Regions from separate parts of the Mus musculus genome. Here region 2 is linked to region 1. Evidence: chromatin loops called from intact Hi-C (ENCODE). Cell type or tissue: gastrocnemius. All regions are shown on one strand. Links, peaks and the distances in the headings refer to the core of each region. The heading gives the core; the rest is flanking DNA. Region 1 overlaps Gm35682 (a long non-coding RNA gene). Region 2 overlaps 9130401M01Rik (RIKEN cDNA 9130401M01 gene).

What was found. Hi-C counts contacts between places; a loop is a spot of excess contacts. Peaks named below come from ENCODE experiments on the same cell type or tissue, not always from the same donor. Only the 100,000 strongest peaks of a DNase experiment are listed, where the experiment ranks them.
Region 2: it touches region 1 in a loop (2.6-fold over the local background); 9 of 42 quality-filtered maps call a loop at or near these places.

The regions. Positions count from the first base shown.
Region 1 is chr15:57,638,275-57,650,595 of GRCm38, reverse strand. The region is part of intron 1 of Gm35682 (a long non-coding RNA gene); the gene reads left to right. Among named protein-coding and RNA genes, the nearest start is that of Gm35682, 16 kb to the left of the region's middle. In gastrocnemius, for the core only: a CTCF peak has its summit at 6,097 (motif pointing left); DNase peaks (open chromatin) are centred at 6,025 and 6,050; H3K4me3 peaks cover 271 bases; H3K27ac peaks cover 666 bases.
Region 2 is chr15:58,017,527-58,029,847 of GRCm38, reverse strand. 9130401M01Rik (RIKEN cDNA 9130401M01 gene) reads left to right here. Exons shown (of 6, transcript NM_029418.4): 4 at 804-1,234; 5 at 4,442-4,574; 6 at 7,285-7,578. The coding sequence ends at 7,482. Among named protein-coding and RNA genes, the nearest start is that of 9130401M01Rik, 11 kb to the left of the region's middle. In gastrocnemius, for the core only: a CTCF peak has its summit at 6,758 (motif pointing right); DNase peaks (open chromatin) are centred at 4,296, 6,769 and 7,047.

The DNA.
Region 1 (12,321 bases), core at 3,328-8,327:
TCAACAGGGGCAAGTGTCTTTGGAGGCAAGCAGCTCAGGGGTTGCATGGGGCCCGAGCACTGGTTACCTGGTGTTGTGCCAAGTTGGTTTTCTCTTCTGTAAAATGGAGTAATCATATGGCCTTGTGCTATTATTGTGAAGTGTCATGGAGCTAGCTCATGGGAGACATTGGGGTACACTTCTCATCCCAAACTGCTTCTAGCATTTGATGTGCCTTCTCTTCATTGGTACCCTATAGGGTGCCTGGCTCTGGTCCCAGTTATCTGTCACATCAGCTCTTGAAATCACCTCCATCAAGTGATGGAGAAGTGTTAAAGAAAAAACCATGGGGACTTTGGCCAGAGCTGCGTGATGCACCATGGGATCAAGTGTGGACCCTCATCTCTGCCCAATTCCTCAGTTTCCTCTACACAGGCAGAGGCTTGTAGATCCCGAGTCTTCCTTTGTATTTTTGTTTGTCATTCCAATCTCCTCCTGAAACTTGTTCAGGAATTGCCCCCAAGGTAAAACAGGAGCCCAACTGCTTTCTGGGTAGTGTGAGGAATTCACAGCTCTTACAGGCGTCTTGGATAATCTCTGCATTCTTACTTATGTTAGAAGTGTTCAAACGGTAAATAAACTAGAGTCAAATAAAGACCATGAACACCTCCTAGATCCTAGAGAATAATATCATTATATGTCTACATATATGGAAAATAGAGAAGTGTTACAGTTCACTCCCTTCTCACCCGTCTTGATTTGTTCCTACATAATCTATGACCAACAGCTTTCCATGTCAAATATTCATTTTCTGAATCATTTAAGAGCTGAGAGACATTTTTTCTATGTGACCATGGCCTATTACTGGACAGAGAGAACAGTGCAGAGCCTTGATCACTGTGAAACTTCCAGAAACACCTTGTTAGCTCAGTCTTCCATGCAGGCACTCAAAACTGTTTCTTCAGCTTAGCTTCCTGTTTTAAATGGGTGAGAAAAGGACTGTCCAATAAAACAGTTAAAAAGGGGGATATGTGAGATTATTGCTTCAGAGTCCTCTCACACGTTCTGTGTGTGCACATGTGTGTCAGTGTGTGGACATGTGTGTCTGTGGAGGTGCGCACAGTAGGCTAGGCTGGCTAGCCAGTCAGTGCTGGGATGACAAGTGTGTACTGTCACTTTTTGGTCCTTAGCTTCTGGGTATGAACTCAGATCCTCATGTTTGGAAGGCAAGCACTTGACTGACTGGTCCTTGTCTTTGGCTCATCGGTTTTCTTTACACCTTTCTAAGTCGTGGTAATCCACAGAGAGATCACTGGAAATGTTATCCAATGTCTTTCAAAAATAAGCATCCCGTTATATAGATCCCCGTATCCAATCCCCAGTCTTTAACACTTCTGATTGTTAGTGTCAATTTTCCTACCATGAGGTTCTTGTCTTTCTCTTCCCTTTTGACCTGGTCCTGATGCAGGAGGCCACTGATAAACTTGCTGCCATCTGCTGTGGGGTTTCTGCTCACCTGACCTTGTGAGCACTGTTTAAAGTCAAGTGAAGGTTTGGTTTGAGAGTCTTCCGCCTTGGGGGCAATGCTGATTCCCAAACCCATTTAATTCACTTCGAACCCTGGCCAACATCCCTTTGGAGACAGACAGTATGGAGATATTTAGGGACACTTGTGGCTTCTTAGATAATGGGACAAACTGTCTTGGTATAGCTTCGCAATTGTTTAACATAAAGTCACGTTTGGAAGAAAAGAGAAGCAGAAGAAAACAGTCTTGGATTCTACAAGATTCCAAGTAGTGAAGGCTGGACCCAGGCAGAGGCAGGGGTTCAGTGACCAAGAGTATTAAAATGCGCTTGTGCCAGGTACTGTTTGACGGGACACTGAGAATGGAAGGGAGAGCTGACTGAATGTATACATTTATAAGCCGCACCTCTAGGCAGTTTCCTAAGAAGGGTCTGGTGTTAGCTGACAGGCAATATAGGTATGCCGAGGGGTGTGTGGAGCCTGGATGGGTGGGCGGGGACTGGAGTCATGCTGCTACAAGCCAAGGAATGCCAGCACCCTCCGGAAGCTGGAAGAAGAGATGAATTACCCTGTACTGGATAATTCTCCTACAAAGAGCAAAGCTTGGTCCATAACTTGACTTCAAGCTTCTGGCCGCAGACTCTGAGAGAATACATTTCTGTTGTCAGCCACGAGGTTTCTGGCTAATTTCTTGTGGCAACCTAACCTTAGGACATTGGCAGCGTGAGTTGACAATAACTAGTACTAGTTAGTTTCTTACCCCTCAGGACAAACCAGGCATTGTGACTGTCATGAGATTAGCTCATCTCATCTTTTCAGCTCTATAGATGCTATTGCTGTTGTCACCTGCAAAGGACGGGTCAGCATGCTGTGTTTGAGGAGACGCAATGATTTGTGCACAGCCCCCTGGGAGGCCAGGGGCGGCGGCGGCAGCGGGAGTCAGGATGCACTTTCGGAATTTCAACTAAAGTCCTTTACCCATGGAAAAGAGCATACACTCTCCTGCCTTTCGTAGACTCAGGACGCAGGGCCTGAGATCCGGCAGCAGGAGTAGGCTGGCCTTTGCTCTGCTGTACCTTTTCTTGAAGCCTCATTTTTGGTGTATGGTTTCAAGTATTTCTCGGTATCATGCCATGATCTCCTGAGCTTTTAAAAGTGGGTGGGGCTGTAGGGCAGGTGGTCTTGAGCGTGTAAGTCAGGATTGCAGTGAGAGGGTGGGAGTATGGGGGAGAGGAAGCAAGTGGAGATCTACAAAGACATCTAGTAACTTCTGTTTCAGTGGCAGTGCCTGTGGAAAGGCCCTTGTTATAACATCCAGAAGATGTGGGGATTTCAGATGAGACCTATCTCCAGCCTACTTGTGTCTGTGGGAAAAAACAGTTTTACTTTTCCATGTCTCAGTGTCTTCATTGATAGAATGGAATCAAATCCTGTTCCGTTTGCTTCACTATTGTGCGAGTCAAGTGGAAATCTATTCATGCGAAACTGTTCTACAGAAAGACTTGACAAGAATGTAAATGGGCGAAGATAATCATGGCAGCCTGTTCTGTTCCGGCACAAACAGAAACAAATACCTACCCCCCCCCCAAAGGACCAAACAGCAAATACAAAAATCAAAGTCATCCAATGAACCTGGGAATGATTTTGTATCATCTGCTGGATGGAAAGTTGTGTCACCATTAATAAGAATAGTTCTGAAATATGCCTAACTCCATGGGAAAGTGCTTGAACATTGAACATATGGGAAGAAAGTAATCTAAGAATCTACTCTATAATGTGTAAAATCACTTATAAACACAAAACTATCCTCAAAGAAGACAGAAACACAAAACACAGAAAAGCTATGATTTATAAGCAAATCTGAAGTGTTTGGAAAGGAAAGCAATAATGACTGTTGTCCAAGTGATGACCACTGGAGTGTGAGTTCCTGAGGGGTAGGTATCATGGTGGTCTACACTGGCTGATGTGCAGGAAGCCTTCTCTGAGTCATCTATACCAGCAGAGTCGTTACAGTGGCCATCAGCAGGGGTCACTTCTATTTCATGGACTGTGGAGCTGATGGAAAGAGTCTATTACTGTCTAAGGTTCCTTGCAGGGAATATCAATGGTGGCAGGCTCCAAACTCCCTTCACAGGTTAGTGTTATCTAGACCACACAGGGATGTCCAGCAGGCATTACAAATGGGGAGGGGACAACTTATCTCCATCACTTTGGTCTCCCTATCTCTGTCACCCAAAAGTTCTCTAGTCTCCAGACTTTATGGATATGCTGTTACATGACATGGTGAAGGAGAATTAAATTTATCTTTGGGGTTAGGTTTGTCAATCTATTGACATGAACTAGTTATTGTTCTGGATTATCCTCGTGGCCCTAAGATAATTTTTAAAATTCCTATGAGATTTGGAAGGCTGGAAAAAAGAATGAGAGAGGTCACCATGAGAAAGAAAGACTCCTCCTGCTGGCTGTGGGGGTGGGGTGGTGGTGGTGGTGGAAAAGGGAACCTAGGAATGTCAGGACTTCTGGAAGTGGAAGAGAAAAGAAAACAGGTCCCATTTTCTCCCCACCTCCCAGAGTATCCACAACAATTCAGGTCTGCCAGCATCTTAACTGAGGCTGCAGAGATTTAGTTTGGTCTCTGGTCTCATTGTTAGGAATATATATATATATATATATATATATATATATATATATATATATATGCATTAAATGACTCATTTGTGGCACTGCAGATGGCAGCATCAGGCTGGGTCACTCTGAAACTCAGACATCATGGTGGCCTCCTCAGGGAGGGGAGATATGTGAAGCACTTTAGCTTGAAATTTGTCATCCTGCTCAGTGTAGCTGCTTGCTAATCTAATGAGTAATGTATGCATCGTCTCTGACTAACACTCTTAAGTGAAGAGTTTCTTGCTCAAGCCACAGTGAAATCTAAATAAGGCCTTAAGGATTTATACCCATGGTGGACAGATGCCTGTGTGAATCCCCTGATGTGGGAGTCATCCTTATTTCATGGCTGAGGAAAATGAGGGATTGAAGACCAAGGCCCAGAGTGGACAGCAGATTGAAAATGGAATCCCCAGTGCCTGGCCCAGCTTTTCTCTATCCCGGGTACTCAGATCTGACTTGCTGCTTTCTTCTCGAAGGTGATGAAAGGATACCATCTTTTTTCTGTAGAGACTTGGACTCCATGACACATGCCTCCCAGTCAGTTCCCATATTAAAGACCACACACATAGGCGATGCTGGACACTATCTTTAATTCTCATTAAACCACACACAGAGGAAACGCACGCCTCTGCTAAGTTCTTCTAGCGGCAAGCCTGCTTTTGGGGCTAAGCAGACTTTCAAGGAGCCCTGCCTTTGTTTTGAATCCTTTGAGAAGTACCCCCTTTCTCAGAAACCCAAAACTCACTTTAAAATTGGTCAGTACTGGAATTTATTAAACTTCCAGTGTCCAAATGGTCTTTGATTTGAAGTTAAAAGACAGAAAAGCCAAAAACCCATAATTCTTCAACTACAAAGGTGAGAAACACATGGTTATTTTTGATGTATATGAGAGAAATCAGCTAGACTGTTGGTAAAGGGATCTCTCTCTCTCTCTCTCTCTCTCTCTCTCTCTCTCTCTCACACACACACACACACACACACACACACACGCAGAGCATACACAGAACACATGATCAAGTTCCCCTCGGCTTCCTCTCCCTTTCCGAAGGCAGGTTTCAATTCCTGGGAACATCTATATTGCTGCCCTATATGGGAAATATTATTACTTTTTGTATTTTGGTCAATAAAGTCCTCCAACTACCATTCACACCCCCCACCCAATTGCAAATAACATCACAAAAAAGTCTGCAATGTTGAAGCAGCCATGGAATGCAGAAGAAAAGACCGGGTCTCGAAGCCAGAAGACTAGAACTTCCCCAAGGTCACGCATTCAACGTCTTTCCTTGTTCTAGGAATCCACTTGCAATTGCAAATAACATCACAAAAAAGTCTGCAATGTTGAAGCAGCCATGGAATGCAGAAGAAAAGACCGGGTCTCGAAGCCAGAAGACTAGAACTTCCCCAAGGTCACGCATTCAACGTCTTTCCTTGTTCTAGGAATCCACCTACGCAGGTACTCAAAACCCACTTAATGGACAAATTGATGGGCATCCTGGGATTGTCTGTGCAACCAACTGCATGTGAATCTGAGAGCACTGGGGCGTCAGAAGGGCGAGTGTCTGGGATATTTTAATATTTAGTATTTCCAGACTCAGCAGGCAGTGGGCTAAATCTGTCCACTGATGGGCAGGCTTGAATTATGAAACCACTCACGTAGGTAGAGAGGATGCCCTGAGCTGGGGGAAATTGTTGCTATGGGTGTTTGCTCAAGGCGGCTGGGGGTGGGGCTGCTCAGCTGGGGGCTGGGCAGGTGACATAAAAACAGGTGAACGATAAGAGTGGGGATATGGACTGGGTCAATGGGGGTGTTGGTGGCAGCCTTCCAAATTCCGTAAGCTCCAAAAATGTGGGAGCGGAACCTCTAAAGGAAGGAGGCCACACAGTCAGTAAAGTCCAGCTTTCTGTAGGGTTAGGCAGCGAGGTTGCCCCCTTGTGGTTAAGGGGTTGAAGAGAGAGGAGTTTATGGGCCAATTTCCATCTGCCAGATGTTCTTGAAGCCTCCATCCACCACAGCTGTCCCAGGTGGTGATGCGCCCACGAGGCTGAAGGTTTGGAGCCAAGCGTGATCCTCAAGATAAGAAAACCCTGAAGGTTGGATGTAGGACTACTGCGGGTGGAGTGGATTTATACTTGGGCTGGCAAAGAGGAGGCAGCTAAATGTGTATATTAAGATTTGACCCAGCACGTAAATAATAAGTATTTGTCAATGTTCTGACTGTATCAGATGTAGTGCTAAGCACATCACACATAGTACTAGCTGCTCTTCCAAAGGGCCCAGGTAATTCCCAGCCCCACATGGCAGTTTATAACTGTCTATAACTCCAGTGCTAGGGGATACAGCACCCTCACACAGATACTCATGCAGGCAAAACATTAATGTACGTAAAAATAAGTAAATCTCTAAAGAAAAATAAACCCTGCTTCTTAATGAGTGTCAAGTGCCTGTCTGGCATTAAGCAGTGCACAGCTGTAAACTATCACAAACATTATAATACCAATATGTTACTTTAAAGTCTTTGCTTTGAATCTCATCTATAAATCTAGGAACAATGACATTGAACAAGCAGGGTTATTGTAAGGAATTGAGAAAATATGTGTGATGTGCTTAGCACTACATCTGAGACGAAAGGATGGACCATCTAGAGACTGCCATATCCAGGGATCCACCCCATAATCAGCTTCCAAACGCTGACACCATTGCATACACTAGCAAGATTTTATCGAAAGGACCCAGATGTAGCTATCTCTTGTGAGACTATGCCGGGGCCTAGCAAACACAGAAGTGGATGCTCACAGTCAGCTATTGGATGGATCACAGGGCCCTCAATGGAGGAGCTAGAGAAAGTACCCAAGAAGCTAAAGGGATCTGCAACCCTATAGGTGGAACAACATTATGAACTAACCAGTACCCCGGAGCTCTTGACTCTAGCTGCATATGTATCAAAAGATGGCCTAGTCGGCCATCACTGGAAAGAGAGGCCCATTGGACACGCAAACTGTATATGCCCCAGTACAGGGGAACACCAGGGCCAAAAAAATGGGAATGGGTGGGTAGGGAAGTGGGGGGGAGGGTATGGGGGACTTTTGGGATAGCATTGGAAATGTAATTGAGGAAAATATGTAATAAAAATATTAAAAAAAATAGTTTCCTTAGTCTTGCAAAGGAGAGTGAAAGTCCAGATAATTTGGCCATGCAAAAATTATAAGTGAAAGACAGTGCTATTTTGTCCTGACTTCCCAAATGCTCAAGCTATAAAATATTTAGTATTGGTTCCAATGCATCTTCTGTTGAATTGAAGATCTTGTTTAGGTTTGGCACCCGGGCAACAGCTGTACTTGTGATTCCACAGCATGATGTTTTCTGGATGCCACAGATGTGCTGTGTCCGTGGAGGGGTACAGATATAAGGCAACAACTCCTCCCTGGAGCCTCTCGTGGGGCTTATCCCTGCTCTGAAAGGGCTCCTTTAAAGGTAAAGTCAAGTCCATTATTTTCAAGTATAAACCTGGTTACTGAAATTTCTAGAAGGGAGCGAATTCATGCAATCTGTTAGGAGAGCATTCGGGTTAGAAATTTAAGACTCAATTATTCAGAAGGCTTAGGGATTTTGCCAATCATGATATGATCTTGGAGAAATGTCCTAGCAGTTCTAACATTTTATTTCAAATATATCAAATGGGCTTAGTAACTGCCAGGAGTGTGCTGAGCTGCAAATAGTGGGAAACCCAATAGAAACTGATTTCTGATGGGAGGTAGAAAATATAAGTTAGTGTCAGTGACTAGAGAATGGCGCTTGGGATCCAGAGCTGGCTTCTATTCCTGTGTGCTGGTCCTTACAGGGAGAAGATAGTGGCTATGCCTTCTATTCCTGTATGCTGGTCCTTACAGGGAGAAGATAGTGGCTATGCCTTCTATTCCTGTGTGCTGGTCCTTACAGGGAGAAGATAGTGGCTATGCCTTCTATTCCTGCGTGCTGGTCCTTACAGGGAGAAGATAGTGGCTATGCCTTCAGACAGAAAGAAGATGTAGGCAAAGGGCAGGATCAAAGGAAAATGCTGACTGAGATAATTCTCCATGATTTTAGGGAAGCAACACATTTCTTGTAGCCCCACCTCTACCCCCACAATCTTGTTCTTATATCTTATTTTCCAGAACTGAACTACGTCCACCAAGCTGCAAAGGATCCTGGGAAGGCGACCTTCTTTATCTGGGTGGTTTCATCTCTGAATGAAATGAAAGTCCTGTAGGTAAAGAAGAACAATAACTAGAAGAGGACCTAAGTCTCCTTTTGCATCCTGGACAAACTGGGCTATCATTTGTTGATCTAGTACTCGGCAATCAGTATAAGCTCATTTGGCTAGTCATTCACTTTAATTCCTGCACAAACACAAAGCAGGTGTGTGGATTCTTATTTGTAGAGAAACTGAGGCACAGAGAAAATCAGGCAGGTTCACATAGGCAAAGTGCGATAAATTATCCCTAGTACTTCTATCTGCTGGGTTCCAAAACTGTGAAGGAGGACTCAAGTCAGTCTATTTTTTGTTAATAGCCTCCAAGAAAGTAGTTGAAGGCATTCTCTACCCTCTCACTCTACAGACCTGAGAAAGGAAGTATGAACTCCCATGGAGATGTTTAGGGTCTCTAGAACTCTTGTTGAGATCTCTGTCCCCCAGCAAAGTTCTCAATGTTTCCTGATTTCTGAGAGCTGAGCTTTGAGGTCTGCCCTTCCTGGAAGGCTCCACGCATCCCTGCAATTAGACTCCTTCCTCACTATTAGCCTGTTGGTAACTTTGTGTGTGCCAGATACACCCATCTGAGGGAAATAGAGCTGGGCTCAACTGCCTCTTATTCTCAGGAGCAGAAATGATCCAATACTTGGCCTTTGAGCAAGGGGTGATGTCAACAGTCAAGAAACGCAGCATTGGGAGGCTGGTGGCTGTGCTGAATCCTACCTTGACACTTACTGGCTATGTGACTGGTTTGTTTCTTCATTAGCCCTTAGCTACTTAGGTGCAACAGGAAAGAAAACAATCAAATTCATGTCACTGAGTTGTGAGGAGTAAGATACAGGGGCACTTAGAAAAAGGAATGCCACATGGCTGACGTCACGGGGACCTTGGTCAGCGTGGTAGTTTGAATGAAAGTGGCCACCACAGACTCATAGGAAGTGGTACTATTAGGGTTTGTAACTTTGTTAAGTAGGTAGGGCTTCATTGGATGAAGTGTTGGTCACTTGGGGGCGGGCTTTGGGGTCTCTATGGTCAAGCCAGGCCTACTGGCTCAATTTTCTTCTTGCTGCCTGTGCATCAAGATGTGGAACTCGTAGCTACCTTGCCAGCACCATACCAGCTGCATGCTGCCATGCTTCCTGCTATGATGATAATGAATTAAACCTATAAACTATAAGCCAGCCCCACTTAAATGTTTTCCTTTATAATAGTTGCTGTGGTCATGGTGTCTTCTTATTGCAATAGAACACTAAGAGTGTTTGTGGAACATCTTTCAGACTCCTTTCTGATCAATGTGCTTCTTCAGGTTCAGGCTTTTGAATTCTGAAAGCTAGGTCTCTAGGATTGTTCTTTTTAGTGAAGACTACAGTTGCCAATGAATTCCTTGGGTTTTGCTGTTCAAGTGGAACCAGAAGATTTGTTAAGCTCTAACTTTCCTGCCTTTCTGAAGACAGTGTAAACTGAACCCATGCAGTTGTGTTGATGTGAAGACCCTCTATCAGTCAACTAAGGAAGACAGGCTGATAAACTCTAAGGAGCTTTCTCCTTCAGAGTCAAGGCTGAGCCTGCAGGTTTTACATCCACCATGTTCCTCAGAGCTGACTCTGTCCCAGGGATAAGAGGGCAACCTTCAGAAGCAGGCAAGCAAAGGGAACAGTGACATATTCCTGGGACTCCATCTGGTTTTGGATTATGCACACCTTCCTTCTCATTATGCTTATTCCCTGCATGTAGTGTGCATACATCCCTCTCCAAGCAATGCCTCTAACAACCCCTGACTTGCATCTGCACAGGGCTGCAGGTGTACTCTTCCAAACAAAAGGGTACATTTCTCCTCTCCTAACAACGATCAAACTGAGTTTCTGTTAAAATATTTTCTCAATGTATCCGGTTTTGAAGACTAGAAAGGCCAGTTTTGGCTGAATCGATTTTGGATTCATGTAGAGTAAGGCACAACTGGGACCTCAGTTGTGTACTCTTCGGGAGAAGCATCGTTTTACCATGGAACGCCTATGCACAAGTGTGTGGGCATATGATTAAAATCAGATGCGTTATGGGAAAGGACACAAAAACCCCTAGCCTTTCAATCAAAACAGAGGATCACCTTACTATCTATGCCTGTTAGTAAGCAAACCCCTCCTCCTGAGCTCCATAAAGGGAAGCTTCAAACAGTAGCCGGCTGCTAATTTCAACGGCGTATTCCTAATCTGTGTATCGCTTGCCTCTGGATAAAGTTTTCTTGCTACTTTTGCTAATCTGGTCTAGCTCTTACTTTCCTTTCTTTGGATAAGAGGCCAAGAACCTAGAAACACCCATCTTAGACCCTGGGTGCTGGCTACACTTTGTCAAATAAAGACCCGCTCCACCGGTCTTTCTTTGATGCCAGCTTTGTGACCTAAGTATGTGAGGTCAATGCCTCTGTGTCATGAGATCAGCTAAGCCCCTGCCCTGGTTTTGGCTTTGGTTTCTCTTTCCTCTCTAAGAAGTGTCTCTGGGGCCCCTTTCAACTCTACAGTTTTCTAACACTCAGGAGAAGATGTTTTTTGGGCTTGGGAAGCAGCGTGCCTTGGAGGTTTGGGTCTTGACTTATTCTGTTTGAAGACTGCTCTAATTTATTGGTCCTGGTAATGATGCTGAAAACATAAACCCAGAAAGCAGCGACTGAGATTCCATTTTCCCGTCCAAATTCGGTGCTTAAATAAAATTCAGTCGCATGGAGCAAACACGGAAGAGTAGAAATGGATAGGGTTTCTCCTGTCTTTGGGTCCCAGAGGAGGCTGTTAACAGCAGGATCTCTCTCCAACCATATGGGCTTCTGGCTTAGAGAGCCAAATAGGCTCAGAATAGAGAAACCAGTTGCCTAAATCAGGCTTGCCTGCTTGCTGTGACGTTAGCTTATTCTCCCAAGTGACTATAGCTGGGAGACCAGGCAAAGATGGGGAAGATTAACCACACTGAGAGGCTCTCAGACGGGAACTGATTGGCCTGATGCTTCCAGTCTCAGCTCAGGGCCGGTTGGGAATACAGCATTCGCTGACTGTGGATGTGAGACTTTCCCCTAGAGCAGGGACAGTGCAGAGGTTGCTGGCACAGGGGTAGACAGCAGGCTATCTCCCTTCAGAGTTCCGTCAACTTTTTAAGTGCTATAAACAGTCTCAACTCTCATCTGCCACCATGCTTTCCTTATGGGAAACAGCCTTGGCTTCTCTGGTGAGTTTCTGTCCTTATTCCTCCACTCTTAGCGTCCATCTTTTGGAAGGACAGTGCAGTGGGGTGAAAGAGTCATGGCCTTTGGACTCAGTCTTGGTCCTATTGCTCATGACAGCAGGGACTTTTATGCATTTATTGACCATCCTAAGCTTCTGTTTCCCACTTTTGAGATGGGTACAGTCATGGCAAACACAGCATTACTGAGAGAATTGGATGAAGTACAAAGGGTTTATTTGATGAATCAAACCACCAAGAACAAAACATATACAAAGTAATGTTATTCCTTCCTTCCTGTCCTACTGATCATACTTTATATTTCTTATGTCTTAGAATTTGGAGAAACACACACACACATACAACATACACACACACACACACACACACACACACACACACACACACACACACAGGTCTAGGATCAACCCTAGCCCTTTGAAGGTACCTGGGCTGAGTCACTGTGCAGTATGAGGAGCATGATGCTCTTCAGGAATTGCAGAACAGGATTTTTCTACCCTCAGCCTAGCGTTGTTGCTGTTCCTTTCCTTGGATCTGAAAGCCAGGCCATTGTTAGCAATTTTAGTCAGCCATAGGCTAGGTGCTTCACCAAAATTTTTGCATTGGATCCCATCCATGTTCTCAGATATCTCCACAGGTAACTTAACAGGAGGAGAGGCCTCTTCTAGGCTTGAGGGGGGAGAGATGGATAAAGAC
Region 2 (12,321 bases), core at 3,946-8,945, 380 kb before region 1:
TCGGGTCCTCGGGCTTGGCAGCAAGCATCTTTACCCACGGAGCCACCTCCCAAAGGCACGGCCTGACTTTAGAGAGTTCATTGCTACACAGCCATGCCTGTGGCGGACATGGCGCTGTGCTGTATTCAGAATCGAATCCAGGGATCCTGTAGACCTTAAGTGGACTTTCTGGAAGGCTAAGCCTTAAGCAATGGAAAGGGTCAAGCCAGGTGTGCTCAGTGTTCGGGTAGGAATGGAATCACCAAGTAAGTTACGTGGGACTTTATCTCATGCTTTCCCACTTGGTATAGGAATGTTCCGGGAACCCAGCAGGCGTCCACTACCACCAGTGACTGGGCTGAGTCTGGGTAGTTCGGCCTTCGACACTCAGTTCAGTTCTGTGCAGGATTGTGCCTGGGGCAGGCTGGGCTTTCCTTCTATTTCATATAGATTGAAGGTCATTTCATTCTGCCATCTGCTCTCTGTAGACTAACTTGGAAAAAGTGAACCCTTTCCCTAATCCACAGGCTATTTCCCTAACCCATATGGCAGGTTAGGCCAGAGATAATGGCTCTCAGAGTGACATCGAAAGGGTTTTCTGCTCAGAAGGAAACTCCTGTGCACATGTGTGCACATGTGTGCCAGCCATAGCTTTCATGCGGAGGACAACTCACAGGAAATCTGAGGAGGAGATTAAGTTCTCTTGACCCATGCAGTACTTACAGATGCCTCAGGTTTATAATACATACAACCTGGGCCTTTGGGTGTTCCCATTTTATATGAAAACATTTTCTAGTTAAGGTTTTTTTGCTTTCTCTCCTCAGGAAAGCAAAGCCACCAACACAGACCATCTGACCGTGGTGCTCCACCTCCACCTGGCCGTCTTTTCCAGCCTGCAGAGCCGGGAGCACACGATCCTCTGCCTGCACAAGCTGATTGCTTTGCACCCGCTCAACCCGTGGAGCTGGTGTAAGCTGGCAGAGGCATACCTGAGTCCAGGGCCCGGCCTGCCAGCAGGCGTGTCACCGCAGGGACAGAAGAGTTCTGCCTCAAGTGACAAGGCCGTCGGTCCCTCCTCTGTACACTCGGGAACAGGCTCTCTTTTGTCTTTGCCCACGACCTTGCCTGAGAATGCACTGCTCTCCGTGGAAGCGAGTGGTAGTGCTCAGGAGAATATGCCTTCCCTGGCAAGGCGGAGGGAAGAGGCACAGATGGAGGCTCGGAGGAAAGCATGCGCCTCTCTGCTCCGCGCCAGGTAAGCTGGGGAACACATGGCAGCAGCACACAGGAGCCTGCAGAAAGGCTGCTGCTTTTCTGTTCGTTTTTTTAAGTGAGGAAAGAGTTCTTTAAATAAAAATGTAAAATTAGCATACGTGGTAGGTAGGGATGGAGGAATCCTGTACGTGGCTGGTGAGAATTTAGACGAGTGCAGCCAAACATATATCAGAGTGGGTTCAGAAAGGCCCAAGTTGGGGCCTGGTGTGTACTCCTTCAATCCCAGCACTTGAGAGGCAGAAGCAGATAGACTCTGTGAGTTTGAGGCCAGCCTGGTCTACAGAGTTTCAAGACAGCCAGGGCTATGTAGAGAAACCCTGTCTCAAACAAACAAACAAACAAACATACTCCAAAACAAAAAACAAAAATAAAACTGCTGTATGCCCCAGCTGGGCACTCGTGGGCACTTGCCTGAAGCAGTCATGTCTGAGGCCAGCGTGCCACAGAGATACTTGTGCATCCATGTTTCTCACTGTTCTGTTTACAGTGATTAAGAAATGGACACGAGGATTTCTAATGTCCTGTTAATATGAGAAAACTCAGCCATCTGGGAAATGAACACCAAACCACAACAGGACAGGAACGAATATTAAAACACTTCATAATGCCTGGTAGAGGCCCAGAATCTCAGCACTTGGGAACCTGAGGCAGGAGTTTCATGATCACTATGTAGACCAGGCTAGCCCCTGGCTCATAAAGATCCACCTACCTCTACCTCCTGAGGCCTGGAATCAAAGGTGTGTGCCACCATGCCTACTGACTTCCTTTTATTCACATATGCCAGGCACTTGCTTGGTGCAAGGATCATAAAGATGATTTAAAAAAAAAAAGCAAAAACGAGACTCGTTCCTTGCAGCAGTCACTGTGCTGAAGAAAATATACATGTAGGCAGGGACTGGCACACAGCTGCTGAGGGCTATGTCCTAGTGTGAGCAGAGCGCCATGGAGACCAACCGAAGGAAGAACCAGCCTTTCTGGGGCTGTGCTCCCACTGAATGTCCCAGGGATGAGTGCTTAGCAGCGGGCCACCAGGTACTGGGTGCTTTGTCCACACTCCTTCGTATTGTCCCTTGTGATTTGGGGCTGCACGCTGAGATCAGCTTATGGCCCCAAAGTCCTATGTCTGTGCAGTCCGCAGTTCTTTGTGTTGTCTTGCTCACCCATGTACTGTTCGTCAGGTGAGGAAGGTGTGCTCTTGTGCTTGGTGATATATATAGAGAAAGCTTGGCTAAAAGGCCTAGGAGCAGTCACATCTTCTGGTGGTGTCTTAGGTAGGGTTTTTATTGCTGTGAAAAGACATCATGACCACAGCAACTCTTATAAAGGCAAACATTTAATTGGGGCTGGATTACAGTTTCAGAGGTTTAGTCCATTATCATCATGGCAGGCAACATGGCAGTGTGCAGGCAGACATGGTGCTGGAGAGGTAGCTGAGAATTCTAGTTTAGGCAGGCAGCAGGAAGAGAGACACTGGGCCTGGCTTGGACTTCTGAAACCTCGAAGCCCACTCACTCCCAGTGACATACTTCCTACAGTTCCTAAAGAGTGGTCACACCTACTCCAACAAGGCCACAGGTCCCAATCCTTGGAGATAATGCCTCCCTGTGTGAGCCAGTCTCATGCAGAGCACCACAGGTGGCAGGAGTAGCAATGTGGGAGAAGCCCAAGGGAGCTGTGAGCCGCAGTCCCAGGCAAGGGGATCACGGGGTCTGAGCCAGCTCTGACTCTAATGGACTCTGAGTAATGGCTGATGTGGAGCGCATGAGTCTGGAATGCTCTGATGGCCAGCTGTCTGGCCTTGCACAGTTATGGACTCTGAGCTCCAGGTTCCTCCCCTTGCTGGATGGAGGAATGGGGGAAATGTCTACAGCCTGCGGTTGTGGAGGTAAAGTCACCTCAACCCACTGAAGCTGCATGGTCTGTGACAAGCAATTGGTAAATGCCAGTAAGAGCACTTCCATCGTGTCTGGCTTTTTATTAGCTTGAGACTCTACCATTTCTCCTTGTGGGTTGGTTTTGAGGCAGTGCTCACTGTGTAGCCAAGGCTGGCCTGGAACTTTCGTGCTCTGTCTTTAGCCTTCCCAGTGCAGGGAATACAGCCATGTGCTGCCACCCTGGCTTAGGTGTTATCTTAAAGATTCCATCCTTCTCTTGAAGGCCCAGAGAATAGTCATAAACTTTGAGTTGGAGTGTGATCTGAGCTGTGATCCAGAGAGGGAAGGTGGGCTAGAAGAGGCCATTTGGAGCTGTTGGAGAGACGAGTGGAGAGGCGATGATCACCAGGTGGGATCCGCCCTGCGATAGTGCAGTACTAGTAAAAGTAGAGCATGGCGTCATTGCAGTGTGGATAGATGGGATTGGTGACCAGCTAAGGTATGGAAGGGGATGAAGAGGAGGAGGAGGAAGAAGAAGAGAAGGGGGAGGAGGAGGAGGAAAGAGGAAGAGGAGGAAGAGGAAGAAAAGAGATGAGGAAGAGAGAGGAACAGAGGAGAAGGAAGAAGAGAAGGAGGAGGTGGAGGAGGAGGAGGAAGAAGAAAAAGGAGGAGGAGACTGGGTGCCCTGGGTGCAGGGGCGGATTGGCGCTGTTCGCTGAGGTGGATCATGCCAGTGGATGGGCAGGGCAGATGCAGGATAAAGAGATGAATGACTGCAGCTTGATGTACTGAGAACGTGATGCCCTTGGAACGCCCAGCCAGAGCCCCTCATTAGGGAGAGGGGGCTGAACTCAGAAGAACAGAAGAGTGAGTGGAGACACCAGGCTAGGATCACTGGGGACATTCATAGTAAGGCGGTTGTGAACTGGCCGTTTGAGGTTTGACCCTGTTTTGGTACTCATATCTGCCAGCAAAGCTAAGCACACCTTGAGGTCCAGGCTCTGTGGAGACAGCAGATGTCAGCATCCCAGGAACAGACTATGTGTCTGGGCTGGCTTTGAGCTGCTTCTCAGTGAGTGAATTATTTTTGCTTTCAGCTACCTGATAGCTGTGTCAGCCCTCTGACCTGGTCCTTTCTCAGGAAGGCAGCTGTTCAGAATGGAAGCTGTAGGCACTCAGGGATGATGCTAGTGAGGCCAGCAGGACTTCTGGCAGCTTAGTGCCCAGCTCTGGCTGAGCTCCTGCTCCCTGCTGCCCTGTGGCTCAGGTCCCTATAGCAAAGCCTCTCCCACTGAGACTTTCTCTTTCCTCAGGCTCCTGCTTCAGCTCGCCCAGTCTCAGCAAACATCATTCGCGTTGGAGAAGAACTTGAGGACTCAGCAGGAAATTGCAGGGAAAGTGAAGGACTTCAACTTTAGGGAAGATACTTTGCTGTTGATGGAGGAGGTACGGTTCCCCTCGGGGTTGTAGAGGGCAGCGAGCGTCACTGTGATTTTGTGCTGTTCCCATAACAAAACCAGATCTCATCTCATTGTGAAGGACCTCTGTCCCCCTCCACTGTGTGCCTCTGGGTTTCCAAGTCACCAGAGTGGTCCTCCGTCATTCACTTGCTGTATCCCTGCTTTCTGATTCTCATGCCTGCCCACATGAGCATCCTAAGTAACATGCCCACCATATTTCCACATTGTTTCAATGTGGAATTCACTGGGTAATAAGTCTTTCGCTGGAGATTTGAGCCCAGGACCTGTACATGCTAGGCAATCAGTATTCCACCGAGCTAGCCATGGTGCTGGACTTGACACTAATGGGTGAGTGTCCGCAGTTGAGCAGGACTTTATGTAGCTTCCCTCCTCCTCTCCTAACAGCAGTGATGGGGAAGACAGGTAGGGCTGGAGGAGGCCTAGAGAGGATGCAGCTGCCTGAGGTTAGGGCCAGAGGCAGCATAGGCCAGCCATGAGAAGTGTCCTCTCGCTCCATCCACCCTGTCACCTTGATGTCTACAGAGAGGTGCAGATGCCATTTTTAAGCCTCTGCCAGCCCTTTCTGTCGCTGGCTTTCTGTGAAGATCACGGCTGAGGATAGCAGTGGGAGACTGTGTGCTTCAGCTCTTCTGCTCCCAGTACAATGACCTCTGTGGCCTCCAGAGAAGTTAGAGCTGTAGATTGCAATTCAATTCAATATTCAACATTGCAATTCAATATTTAATCTTAGGTTTGTGCATGCTAAAATCAGATGTGTGCCGTGTCAGTGAGCTCCATTGCTAATCCAGTGTATGGACCGTGGTGTTCTCCTCCCGTGATACTTTACATGTGTCCCATGTTCAGGGATCCCCAACACCCCCTTTCAATGTGTGGGTAAATGCACGTGTGTGGAGGTGAGGGAGAGGCCAGGTCCCCCGTTGACTTTGCGTTTGCTGTGTAGGCCCTGCTCAGGAGCTTCCAGGGACCCACCTGTCTCTGCCTCCCATCTGTTTTCACAGGGATTGCAGGGGCTTACCTCCATGCATGCTTTTTCACGGGTTCCCAGGATCAAAAGCAGTCCTCAGGCACATAAGGCGGGTGTTTTACTGTCTGACAATCCCTCGGCCACCGCTTCTCACTGTTTTGCCCTGGCCGGCCTCAGAGTGGAAGCTCAGCTTCCCAAGGAACTGCCTTTAAGATAATGACTTCTAGTGTTTTAGACTAGGCTTGCTTTCATATACCTTTACTATCAGCACGTGATAGGCAGAGGCAGGTGGATCTCTGTGAGTTCAAGACCAACCTGGTCTACATAGTGAGTTTGAAGCCAGCCAGAATGACATAGATGCCTCTAAATAAGTAAAAACCCGAGAAGCCAGCCTTTGTGAGTCATGTCATTATGATGCTGCTGAAAGAAGACGTCACGCTGTTGACATGTGACATATCAGGTCACGACTTTAGAGACACTGAGTGCAGCAGTGAAGCCCCCAGAGCTGATGAATTAGTAAGGTTTAATAAGAAGCGCAGCATCTTGGTGACTGTGTGATGTGGGGCTGTGGAGGTGGCTCGGTGGGAAAAGCTCTTAGCTGCAAGCACAAGCCCCAGGACCTGAGTTCTAATCCCCAGCCTCCACATAGAAGCCAGGCATGGTTGCAGATACCTGGAACCCTAGCACTGGGACAGAGAAGGTGGGTCCTGTGCGCTTGCTGGCTGGCCAGCCTAACTGAACAGCCAGTTTAAGGCTCAGCAAGAAACCATCTCAAGGAAATCAGGCAGAGGGTGACTCAAGAATTCCTCCTTTGGATTTGGTATACACAAGCAAGGGTGCATATGCCACACACAAGCACACACCACACATGTGTGCACACACACTAAGCCTGTAGTCTGTGAAGAGCCATTCTTTGGTTGTACTTGTAGTTTTCATGGCCACATTAGATGTAGGAGGAGCCATAAATTAGTGTCTTGAGTGCCTTGTCCAGCATTCTTGCTGGCTGATGTGTAAGTTCTCACGCTTTGAAAGCTTGTTAGGACCTCCTTCTCCTCGCTGCTGCTACTCATTACCAAAGGACCACTTACTGAGCTTACAGAAAGGCTTCTTGGAACTTAAGTTTGAATTGTCTCATCGATCCTGGGATTGAGTCTGTGTGACTGCAGTTGCAACTATGACCAGGAGGGGGCAGTATTGTGCCTCTAGGGGGATGTGCTATGGCCCTGAGAGACCCTTGGCTGTGTAGGGTTGGTGTTTTTTTCAGGTCTGAAAGAGGTTGACATAGCAACCTGTTGCTTGGATCTTCACTGTCTTCAACTTCCTTGGGGGAACCTGGGCAATATGGATTCGTGTCTCACATCATACCTGTCTGAGCTCTGCCCCTACCTTTCAGCCCCAGCCTCTCACCTGGAGGGAGGAGCCCACAGCTACACTGTCAGACTCAGAACAGTCTTTGGCACAGAAAGGTTGATTCAGTGCTCCCCGGAGCCCAGGCGGAACAGCTGCCATCTTAGGACTCAGGATTCTCGGAGAATGAGAACGGAAACAAGGCGGGTGGCATCCCTGACACTGGGACCAGGGCCCCTCCTGTGGTGCAGCGCCTCCCTCAGGGCTTCAGTGTGAAAGGCCGTTCAGCTGGTAAATGATCTCTGTTTTCTGCCTCTGTGACTGGGATAATGCTTTGTTTTTTCCTCTCCTCGTGCTGATACAGGCTATGGGGGAAGACATTGTCCCAGAAAAGATAAAAGAGGAGCTTCATTCGGAGGTGAAGTGTGTGGGCCCCGGAGCCCTGACTGCCATGGTGGTTGCGTCCTCCAAAGAGTTTGAAGACAAGTGGTTCAGAAAGATCAAAGACCATTTCTGTCCCTTGGGAAATCAGTTCCACGTGGAGGTTGAGATCATCGCTTAGGAAACCAATCCCGAACCTGAATATCCTTGTTTACTTAGATCTGTGCAATCATGGAAAGCTCAAATAAAGAGGATTCTTTATATTGTTTATACAAAACTCTCTCCCAGGTAATTTCAGCTGCTCTCAGCTTTGTTGTTTGTTTGTTTGTTTTGTGTCCTTGACGCCCTCAGTGCTGTCTTTGTAGGCCTCTGCCAAGTTCGCAGGCACCTGTTGGGAATGTAAATGCAGAGGCTGTGCTAGGTTTTGCTGTTGCTGCTGCTGACATAGCAGCTTTAAGGGTTGATGGAGACTGATGGTTTCAAAGAGCAAGGCTCAGTCTCCGTGGCCAGGAAGCAGAGGGAGACAGAGAAGGGTCTGAAACAATGCCGCCCTCAAGGACATGCCCGAAGTGACCTGCTTCCAGCTAGACCATCACCTAACATTCCCACTCTCTCCGTGTAGTACCCACCAGCCGGGCACCAGGACTTCAACAGTCTTAGATAGTCAACAGGGAGGATATCTTCTATTCAAGCCTTAGCAAAAGACTTTTTAAAATTGTTTGGGTCCATTGAAAACAGTTACTATGTTGCAAGAAGCAATTGCTCAAGTGTATCCGTTAGGAATGACCAAAGAATGCTGGCATGTTAAGAGTACATAGGCTGAGTCAGGAACTGCAAACAGGTGTTAGCCTACTTGCAGGCTTCCTGGATGCTGGCAGAAGATGGGACACTCCTGAGTCAGAGACCGGATTCCTACCCTACAGGACCAGCAAGCCAGATGAGCCTGAGAGTATCCGCGCTGGCTGCTTTTGTTTCCAGGTCCTAAGGAGGCTGGCTGTACATGTGGGCACACACGGATGCATCCTGTCCCACGGAATGTGCAACACTGCCTCCTGTAGCTTACACATGCCAACTTGCCCTACAGGGTTTAGGAAGCCCAGGCTGCTGGAATGATGTGTGTGCCTGCCTCTTGGACTCCTGTTCTTGCTATGCAGACATCCTGAAAGATGTCTGGAACAAGCATTTGCTCAAAAGACGCAGGAGCCAGGGACAACCCAGATCTCTGTCTCCTTTAGCCACATAGACCACAGTCCCTAACATCTTCTGCATGTACAAAGGGCCATTTTCTTACTCAAGGAATTACCCAGGACAGAATTACTCTTTGTAGTGGAAGGAATAAGGTGAGCCTCACCTTGTGTTGTTGCTTACTTAGACTTTCATGGAGAGATGACTCCAGCCCTTGACAACGGGTGCAGCCCCCAGGATTCCTCTTTGATCCTTCCCCTCACTCCCCTCAGACAAGGGGCTGACGGTGCTGAGTGAGGACGCTCAGGGAGTTGGTCAGTTTGACCAGCAAGTGCAAGTTCAGGTTCTCAAACGGGAAACAGAGGACCACAATTAACAGGCGCTGCGGTTTTGGAACCTGTCAGCAAAGGAGCACCCGTCCAGCCATCCCTTCCTGAGCTATGTTACTTGCTACTCACTGTGTGATTCCTAGGAGACATGGGCTGGAGCCGGTGGTCTAGCAGAGGACTGCTCTCAGGGACATAAACTAACATGGCTTACCATGCCCCTCACAGTGTAGCTGTGGCCATCTGGAACTCTCCTGTCCACATTTCTTTCCCATTAGCCTTTCTAAGGGTACCCCCCCTCTCCATCTTTATCAGATAGCTAATTCACAGGTCCCCACTAAACATTGGCTTTTTAAATAATTGCTGGTGTTTCTGCTTTTCCTAGAAGCTGACATGCCTGCCTGCCTGCCTCTTCTCTTTCTGAGGCCGAGCCCCTTTGCCCTGGTTATCTGGCTTTCCTGGAAATGTTCCCAGCCCCGGGCGCAGCTCCATCCTTGCTCCTTGTGGACTTCACCTGCGCTCTATGCCTCCAGTTCTCTGGTCTCCCTCCTGACCTCCTACCCACACCCGGTGGCCTGGTGGTTTCCACGTCTTGTGTACAGCTCACTCCTACCTCACCTTTCAGTCAGTGCAGGGCTGATGTGAGGACCAAGATCACTGACATCCAGAGCCTCAGCTGTCACTGAGGGCGGGAGGGGCACCGGGAGGACAGGGCGCCTGCGTTTCGTCACTGGAGTTCCCCCACAGCATTTCCAGGACAGATGGGGAAGGTAATGAATGGACAATGACTCTGCTGGAGAGGAGGCGTCCCTGTGTACTCACACATCACCTGCTTGCCAAAGAGTGAATCACTGGGAAGTGAGTGAATGGTGACACAGGTGAGGGTGTCTGCTCTCCAGCAAGGGTGGGACGCTCGGTTGGCTACTTCCCTCGTTGCAGTAACCGAATACCTGACAGGAAGCAATCTATTGAAAGAAGGAGGGGTTTCTTTTGGCTCACAGTTTGAGAGCACAGTCTTATCATGGCAGTGAAGACCTGGTAGCTGGGGTTGGGGTAACTGGTCGGGTTGCACCTGCAGTCAGGAAGCAGAGGGAGATGAACATATGTGCGTGCGTGCGTGCGTGCGTGTGTGCGTGTGTGCGTGTGTGCGTGTGTGTGTGTGTGTGTGTGTACACATGCGCGCTCGCATGCGCTCAGCTCACTTTCTCCTTTCTTTTAGCAGCAGGACACACTCAGCATGAGTTTCAGTTTCGATTCCAGATCCTCTTTCCTTGGCAATGACGATAAGCTGTCATGGACAGCTATATTCGTAGATGTCCTCACTTCAGCCCTTCCTCCCAAACAGGATGTCCTACTAGTTATTTGAGCTGGTAAATGTCTTCGGCCTTTCACACTCTTATACATCTACAAACTTTAGATTGGAGCTACGATCTTACCAAGGTCAAGGTCATTCTCAAAGTTGCCCCGAAGGCTGTGAAGTCCTACCCGGTGGCCTCCCTGCCCACTGTGTTTACACTGCTCCTGTTGGGTTTCTCTGTATAGCTATGGCTGTCCTGGAACTCACTTTGTAGACCAGGTTGGCCTTGAACTCAGAAATCCACCTGCCTCTGCCTCCCAAGTGCTGGGATTAAAGGCTTGCGCCACCACTGCCCGGCTAAGGGAGGGAGTATTAACGATACTCCTACCGGGATCCTACGTCCCAGGACCATCTCTTTTGTTTGCCGTTTCTGGTGGAGCCCAGCTTCCCCACTGCCACCTTTCTTCTAAAGGGTCAGTCTCTGTACCAACTTGAGGCACAGAGGGCTTATAACTCAGAAGCCAGTTCCTGCTGAACCAAGCCACCCGTGTCACAGATGTCTCCAACACCCGTGCAGTATGACATTTAATAAAAGATGAGCTTCGCTTTGGGGAAATCGTGGGTCATACACACCTCTAGCAAATGAATACAAGCTAATGTTTACAGAGAGATGGTTTTAAACAGGAGCCTTCTCAAAAAATGTAATCTCAGAAAATAATTTGCACCCGGTTTTCTAGGGCTTTGGGGCTTGATAGGAAAGCAAGCGAACCAGCAAAGAAGCAAAGAGGGGAAAATAACCCCCCCACCCCCACCCCCGCAAAGCTCTGCTGCTGCGGGGTTGCACACCCATCACATCAGGGGCAGCCTTGCGGGCATATGGCTGTTTCTCCCTCCCTGATTCTGTCTTCTGGCTGAATCTAACCTAGGTTAGTGTTTTGGACCCAACAAATTTAACGGGAATTCCCTGAGCAGGCCAAATGACAGGCCAGTGACCCGCAGCTCAATTCTACCTTCCCAAATTGTCCCTTGGAGCTGGGGGGCGGGGCTGGAGGCGAGCATGGGGGAATTGGAGGCCCGAGGTGGGTAGAAGATACTGTGTATTTCCCTTATTCTTTTTTCCTCGTAGGTCCTGGGTGGCTTCATTCTACGAGGCTTTGGTCCAGTGTTGGTGCGGCCTCCTTTTTGAAAGGGCAGACCAGACTCTTCCTCAACCCATGTCCACTGCCTGGCAGGGTCTTCCTGCCTAATGTGTGACCGGCTTCTCACTTTTATCCCTCAACACCTGTGTTTCCTCAGCCCCAGCTTTGTCTCCCTGCCCTTCTCCCTCAGGCTAAGAACGCTCAGGGAACATAGCGTGGCAGCTCTGGGATCTTGGTGCCAGCATACCAATTCTTTGAGTCAGGAATATATTGCTGTCTCCTGGAGATGGAACACATGTGCCAGGCCCTCTAGAGCAGCAGTTAGGTCTGGCCTCCCGGGCCCAGCCCTGCAGAATGTGGAATAGAACATTCAGGAAGGTGATGATTTCCGACATGTGTCTCGATCTATAGTAACATGTGTTACCATGACAGTGGGGACTCCCAGAGCAGTACTCTTGGCTCTGTCTCTGGCAGAAGCGTCCCTGACCCGACTAGGAAGAGATGATTCATATTTAGGACAGCCCTGGGTCTTTCCTTTAGCTTCAGGGCCACTGTGTATTTGAGGAATAGCTGCTGGAAGTAACCCTTTTGCTGCTGGTGGGGATACATTTTTGCTTTGTTTTGGATAGTGCTTTGCTACAAGGCCTAAGCTGGCCTGGAACTTGTTATATAACCCAGGCTGGTAAACCTGATCCTTCTGCCACAGCTTCTCTAGAACTGGGATTATATTATATTATATTATGTTATATTATGTTATTATATTAATTATTTCACATTACAGACAGGTGCCACCATGCAGAGTGAGACATACTTCAAATCAGGGAATGCTCTGTGAAGAGACCTGGCTGAGGTGACTCAGCTTGCAGCTTGTGAAGAGACCTGGCTGTGGTGACTCAGCTCGCAGCTGTCCCTGTGCAGGGCTGGAGAGGGACGGGATCCAGATCAGTCCAGGTTCTGGGGGGAAGGGAGCCAAGTGGCAAAGGTAGGAAAAGCACCTTGGGGTGGATAAGCCAGGGTTCCTCTGGCACCTGAACCTCCATCAAAGGCCTGCTAGTCAGTGACTAAGAGGTCTG